Linked DNA regions of Homo sapiens: region 2 is linked to region 1. Evidence: chromatin contacts called from ENCODE Hi-C data. All regions are on one chromosome and are shown on one strand. Each heading gives the region's core, a stretch centred on a gene start or an enhancer-like site at or near the end of the contact. The rest is flanking DNA. Distances are from core to core; before and after follow the strand shown.

Evidence for each region. A loop is a pair of places that touch in the nucleus more often than their neighbours do. Pooled maps may share reads with other maps.
Region 2: a loop to region 1 is called in a pooled map, with 23 times the contacts of the local background. The contact joins the promoter of PUM1 here to the promoter of AIRIM in region 1. A Hi-C loop is called at or near these places in 5 of 50 pooled maps.

Annotation. Positions count from the first base shown.
Region 1 is chr1:37,688,541-37,692,005 of GRCh38, reverse strand. It overlaps AIRIM (AFG2 interacting ribosome maturation factor), which reads left to right and starts at 1,477. Exons shown (of 5, transcript NM_001350770.2): 1 at 1,477-2,004; 2 at 2,123-2,400. The coding sequence starts at 2,126. RefSeq lists enhancers at 1-238, 239-749, 1,315-1,504, 2,085-2,144, 2,215-2,324 and silencers at 187-356, 377-436.
Region 2 is chr1:31,064,077-31,067,541 of GRCh38, reverse strand. It overlaps PUM1 (pumilio RNA binding family member 1), which reads left to right and starts at 1,825. Exons shown (of 22, transcript NM_001020658.2): 1 at 1,825-1,926. RefSeq lists a silencer at 1,519-1,738 and enhancers at 1,067-1,981, 1,849-2,168.

The DNA of each region.
Region 1 (3,465 bases), core at 228-2,727:
GAGCAGCCCCGGCAGGGTTTGACAGAGCAAGGGGGACGGAATGATAGAGGAGCAGGGCAGGGGTGCAGGCTTTGGGGGGGGCGCGCTATCCCGCGGCCAGTCTGGGCAGCGAGTGGGGGGAACCCTGTCGTTCCTCGCTCCCCCGCGGGCCGGCCACTCCCGCCCAGTTCGCGTGTTGGCGCCTCGACTGGGTGCGCAGCGCGGGGCTGCGACTTCAGGTGCAAGTAGTGGCGCTTGGCAGCTGGCCACACGGTGACTGCAGCATGAGCCGCGGCCACCAGGCTCCAGGGAGCCCAGGGCAGGAGGCAGCTCTGGGTGTCGTGGCCGTGGGCCTGGGAATGGGCGTGTAGACGGCGAGCCCCGCCGAGCCGCGGTCCTGTCGGAGGTGCTAACTGTGCATCTTGGTATCTGCCCACGGCCACAGGGTTGGATTGCTCAAGAGTTGTGCTGAGACCCAGAAGGCTAGAGGCTAGTTTCGAAGCTGTAGCTCAGGCTGAGTCTCAAGGCGGGCGGCGACTGGACGGCCAGACCGGCGAGCTCTTGACGGGTTTGTGGCCTGATTGTTTGGATTTGGTGCTTTTCACCTGTGGATGCGGTCTGAAGCCATGTCAGAGGGGTTGTGTTTAAGCGTGCATGTTATAGGCTATGGGAGTGATAATCTTGCCTCTCCCCCTCTGAGTTGAGGAACAATCGAAGAAATAAGCAAAGGTGCCAAGCAGGCTCCTGATGGGCACCAGCGAGCTTGGGGACAGAGCAGTCCAAGCATAGAAGTCCTGGCAAGCCTGGACCTTCCTGGAAAGTCCTTTCTCTCTCTTCCACCCTGGTCTGTTGCTCCATATGCAACAAATATTTGAATGTCGCTCTTCCGCCCGAGGTCAGCCCTGGGCAGTGGGTAGTGGGGGTGACACCCCAGTCTGCTGGGTGCCTGAGGATCTCCATCAGTCAGATGGCCAAGATGAGACGGGATGACAACCCGTACCTCATGTAGGCTTTCCCCCTGCAGGTGTTTTTATGCTGCGCAAGTCGGGCTTCCAGCCTCTCGGTTTCAGGGTTTCCTTCACCCTACTCCCCAGTGAGCCCGAACTCCCTGGGCACCTAGGACGTCCACCTGCATTTTAGCCAGAGCTGCCACGTCAGGAGCCCGTGATTTACTAGTTTTTGCCAGTTGGTTGTGATACACAATGTCAAAAGTGTCATTAAGGCACAACCGGAGGCGCAAGATAAGAGGAAAAGACTCCACAGCTAACAGGACATGCCACCACCGCCACCCAATTTAAACTGCCGCAGGCTGACAAATGAGAAGTCGCCGTGTTTGGACGGTCCCAACATCCAATCCCAAGGAAGCTTCAAGCCGAGTGGCCAGTCCACATGTTGGACTACAGTACCCAGAAGTCATTGCGGCACTACGATATATTTTCGCGACTCAGTAGCCAGGCAGGCCCGCGGAGTAGCTTTGTGGGGAGGTCGCGTGTGAGCATGCGCAGAGAGACTGTGGGCGCGTGGTGCAGTCCCTGGAGGGTTCTCACGCTTTGGCTGTCTGGACTTTTAAGTTTTTCCGCTTTTTCAGGAAGGCGACCGGCAGCCTCGGGCAGGGGAGACAGGACTGTATGTCAGAGAAGAGACGGCGCTTGGACGCCAGGAATCCTCTGAAGCAGGAGACTGCCCTATCCAGGTTACCCTTCCCGAGGGGAAACCAGGGTCTCCTTCAGAAAGCTGAGGCAGGCCGGGCGCGGTGGCTCACGCCTGTAATCCCAGCACTTTGGAAGACCGAGGCGGGCGGATCACCTGAGGTCAGGAACCCCGTCTACTAAAAATACAAAAATTAGCCAGGCGTGTTGGCGGGCACCTGTATTCCCAGCTACTCGGGAGGCTGAGGCAGGAGAATTGCTTGAACCCGGGATGCGGAGGTTGCAGTGAGCCGAGATAGCGCCACTGCACTCCAGCCTGGGCGACAGTGAGACTCCGTCTCGAAAAAAAAACAAAAAAAAAACCCTGCTTCTGGAGGTGAGACAACTCCTGTCTGAACACGATAACAGAGATGACGCCCACCCTCGACCCAGTGCCTCCCCGACTGACTTGGCACCCCAACGTGGTTATTTTCTGTTTTTATCTTTTTCAGCAGAAGATGACTCAAGACCGGCCTCTGCTTGCCGTGCAGGAGGCGCTGAAGAAGTGCTTCCCCGTGGTGGAGGAGCAGCAGGGCCTGTGGCAGAGTGCCCTGCGGGACTGCCAGCCCCTCCTGTCCTCCCTCAGCAACCTGGCGGAACAGCTGCAGGCCGCACAGAACCTGCGGTTTGAGGATGTGCCGGCGCTTCGGGCCTTCCCAGATTTAAAAGAGCGGCTGAGGCGTAAGCAGCTGGTGGCTGGTGACATCGTCCTGGACAAGCTAGGGGAAAGGCTGTAAGCAGCTCCCTAGTGCTGTTTCTTGGTGGAAGGATTTTAAAACGAGGTGTTTTATATGTAGCTAGTGTCAGTCCAGAAGGTGTTTTTCTCCTTGAAAGCGTGGCATGTGGAGGTATCTCAACCTTCCTTACTTCATCTGGGGCAGTGGGACCTCGGTCAGAAAGCCATTTTCTGGCATTTTCTTTGTCAGAGACTAGGCATGGCAGTGGTGGGCTTAGTAGAAGTCACAAAAGAAGAAGAGAAAAGGAGCGGAGAAAGCCTATTAGCTCTGCCCTATAGTTTTCTTTGGTAAAAGGCAGTGAGGAGCTGTGTAAACTTAGTAGGTGCTAGAGCTAAGGGGTTTATGTATATTACGTTATAAAGTCTCTTCAACATATCTGTGACTTAACTGCACTTAATTCTATGCAGGTAGGAAACTGAAGCTTAAGCAGATTGCCCATGGTGACGCAGCTAGAAAAGGGTAGAGCTGGGATTCTAACTCAAGTGTGCCTGACACAAAGGCTAGAGCTCTTAATCACCACTTTGTTCTGCTGTAGATTGGTGTCTCTGTGCCCAGGAGTAGCACGTCTCCAAGTTCTGATATGCTTGTTGTCAGACCCAGTGCCTGCGTTACAGATTTTTTTTTTTTTTTTTTTTTGAGACAGGGTCTTGCTCTGTCACTCAGGCTGGAGTGCAGTGGCACAATCACAGCTCATTGTAGCCTCGATTTCCCTGGTTCAAGCGATCCTCCCACCTCAGCCCCCCAAGTACCTGGGACAACAAGCGTGCACTTCCATGCCCAGCTAATTTTAAAATTTTTTGTAGAGATAGGGTCTCACTATGTTGCCCAGGCTGAGAGTTACAGGTTATTGAGGACAGAGGGGAGACAGGGCATGTGTGGCCTTTCCTTGAACTGGAACAAAAGAAAGTTCCAGTATATAGAGTCTGTCATAGACTAATAGGAAACTGTCACAGATGAGGACTTTCCTTTTATTTATTTGTACAAAATACGTTCATTAGGCACCTTGTGGGATGCCAAGCACAAGGTGCCAAGAATATAAAAATGAACCAGATTTAGTTCCT
Region 2 (3,465 bases), core at 576-3,075, 6.6 Mb after region 1:
CTCAATTCCTGGGCTCAAGGGAATTCTCCTGCTTTAGCTCCCAAGTAGCTAGGACTACAGATGTGTGCCACCATGCCCAGATAATTTTTAACTTTTTGTAGAGACGAGGCCTCACTATGTTGCCCAGCCTGGTCTCAAACTGCTGGCCTCAACCAATTCTACCACCTCTGCCTCCCAAAGTGCTGGGATTACAGGTGTGAGCCACCCCACCAGGACCCTGATGGGAGAAATTTTGCATTTATCATGATGATCAACCATTTCCTTATCATGTGTATTGCAAATATATATATATGTATATATACGTATATATATGTTTATATATGTATATATGTGTATATATGTATATATGTATATATGTGTATATATGTATATATGTGTATATATATGTATATATGTATATATACATATATGTGTATATATATATATTTTTTTTCTTGAGACGGAGTCTTGCTCTGTCATCAGGCTGGAGTGCAGTGGCACAATATTGGCTCACTGCAACCTCTGCCTCCTGGGTTCAAGTGATTCTCCTGCCTCAGCCTCCCCAGTAGCTGGGACCACAGGCGCCCGCCACCACTCCCGGCTAATTTTTTTGTATTTTTAGTAGAGACGGGGTTTCACCATGTTGGCCAGGATGGTCTTGATCTCTTGACCTCATGATCCACCCGCCTCGGCCTCCCAAAGTGCTGGGATTACAGGCATGAGCCATCGCGCCTGGCCGTGTACTGCAAATATTTTTTATCCATTTGTTCTACTTTGTTGATGGCATCTCTTCTCGTACAGATGTTTATATTTCTTTCAATATTTTCTTTTATGATCTTTTGACTTTGATTCATGAGTATAAACATTTTCCCTCCTCCAATTATAGAGCTTCTCCCCATATCTTCTTCTGGTCTTTTACAGTATTGCGATTTGTCTGTTTTCAATCTATTTTTTTTTTTTTTTTGAGACGGAGCCTCTCCGTGTCGCCCAGGCTCAAGTGCAGTGGCGCGATCTCTGCTCACTGCAAGCTCCGCCTCCCAGGTTCAGGCCATTCTCCTGCCTCAGCCTCCCGAGTAGCTGGGACTACAGGTGCCCGCCACCACGCCCGGCTAATTTTTTTGTATTTTTAGTAGAGACAGGGTTTCACCATGTTAGCCAGGATGGTCTCGATCTCCTGACCTCATGATCCGCCCGCCTCAGCCTCCCAAAGTCCAGGGATTACAGGCGTGAGCCACCGCGCCCGGCCTTCAATCTATTTTGAGTTTAGTTTGAGACAGTAAGACTAAAAGCACTTAACATACATTATTCCACTTAATCCTCCAGGCCATTCTGTTAAGTGGGGGTTATTTTCTTCTTCATTGTACAAATGTGGAAATGGAGGCAGGTCGATTTAAATAAGGCCGCAGAGCTAGAAAGCTGCAGAGAAGGGGTTTGAACCCTGCACCTCTGGGGCCAGGGCAGTGCGGGTGGCCGTCCGCGAACCCTGCTAGCTGTGGTGCTCGGGGGCAAGCTTCCGAGGGCGCGGCGGGCGCGAGGAGCGCGTCCGAGACTCGGTGGAGCGTCACCGGCGCAACCCCGCGTGCCCAGCTCCAGGCCGTGTTCTCCCAGGTGCGGGCCGGCGGGACCCCGCCTTCGGCCCTGGCGGCGCGCGCTCGCCTAGCGGGCGGGCACTCGCGCGCAGCGTTTGTGTTGCCTGCGAGTTTCCCGAGTTCACACAGGCCCTGGGTTGGCATGGCAACCAGGCAACCTGTTCCAGAGCCGCCAGCCTTCTCCGCACATGCCGCTGCCACCGCCGGGGCCGGGGCCGGAGCCTATCCCAGGATGCACCGCGCCAACCCAGTCCCCAGTGGGCCGCCATGTTGTCGGAGTGAAAGGTAAGGGGGAGCGAGAGCGCCAGAGAGAGAAGATCGGGGGGCTGAAATCCATCTTCATCCTACCGCTCCGCCCGTGAGTATCCGCACCCCACCGGCCCCAAACGCTGCTCCGGACCCCTAACGAGCAGATTGTCCCTTCATATTGGTGTTTGAGAGTGGTTGTGGGGGTGAGAAGGGCTTTGGAAAAGCCGCCGGGGCCCTGGCTGAGGCTTCTCACTCGCTGTTCCTCGTACATGTTTTGGAGTCAGCAGCAAGGCCCCTATTGTTATCAAAGGAGGGAGGGGGTGGGGAGCGGGGTCGAAGCTAGGAAAATGCTGGGGGTTTAGGCCCGAGCCCAGGGCGTAGACGTGCCTCTACATTTTTGCCTGGCCCTGTTGGGAACCACCGAAGATTGATGTTGCCATTCGGGTTGCTTTTTTTGATGGGTTTGCGAAGCCCCGAGTCTTCTGTGTGGCCATGAAGTGTAATTCTGTGCCACCCCGATTTCTTCGACTTCTTGAGCTTCCGTGGCAGCGCCGGAGGAGGAGGAACAATAAATCGCTTTAGAAGCAGCCGTGGCCCTTGTCCACAGGCGAGATTCACCGTGGGGGAACTTTGCGAGCCTTAAATGTGGAGAAGTGGCGATCAGGAAGTTTCAGAATGCTTTTTAGGCTCCTGGGTTGCTGTGGCCTTTTGTTTCCGTGTGAGCTTGTGTTTTTGGTGGGTTCTTCCTTTTTGAGCCTCCCGGTGTTGGTGTCTCTCTTCACTCAAAGAGGGGTTCACCCCTTGCTAGTAGGAAAATCTAGATACACAATACTAGTTTTAGTCCTCACAAACATGCTTGGTAAACATAGATCATTTGTTTTACTTGTCAGTACCATTCCCACGTCAAGTGAGGAATACACTCCTGTAACTTTTCCCTCCTATAGCCCCCCCCCCCCCCCCCGCTGAAAAAACAAAGCCAGAAACCCACACACAGCATTACCAGAGAAGGCTTTATTCTCCCGTAACTTAGATTGTTACCTTTTATTGTTCAATTAAGAAAACACTGTTCTCAGCCCTCGATACCATTTTGCTCAATTCCTGTTATTACTGGGATTAATTAAGAATAAGATTTTATGAAGCTTTTCCTGGGTTCTGTTTTAAAGTCAGTTAACTTCTGAAACAATAGGCTTAGCATTTTGTTTCTTGAAAGCACCTAAAAACTTACTAAGACAGGCCCAACCCCAAGAAATGTGGCTTCCGATGCAGTTTTCGTAAGCAAAATAAACATTTTGACCCTTTGCTAATTTTAACTTTATAAAACACTGGGGGGCTGTTGATTCTTTATCTGGGCTCTTGGGAAACGCTCTCCGGATTCTGAACTTTGAGTTAGTGTTTTGCTTTAGCGACAATTGAATTCATTTTGTTCAAGGCCACAGCTTTTTGAAGTTGGAATTTGTTTAGTTTAGGTTTAAAATGAACTGTTTTAAGATAAATTTATGACCACAGAATGTTTGTTAAGTGTGGTAAAAATAAACACCTTTTAAACCACTAAGCATTTTAGTAAAAGGTGAGCCATGGAAATAAAGTAAACCGTGTTCCTTTGAATTCAACTCAATTAGTGATATTTTAAAAAACTTTGTAAACATTT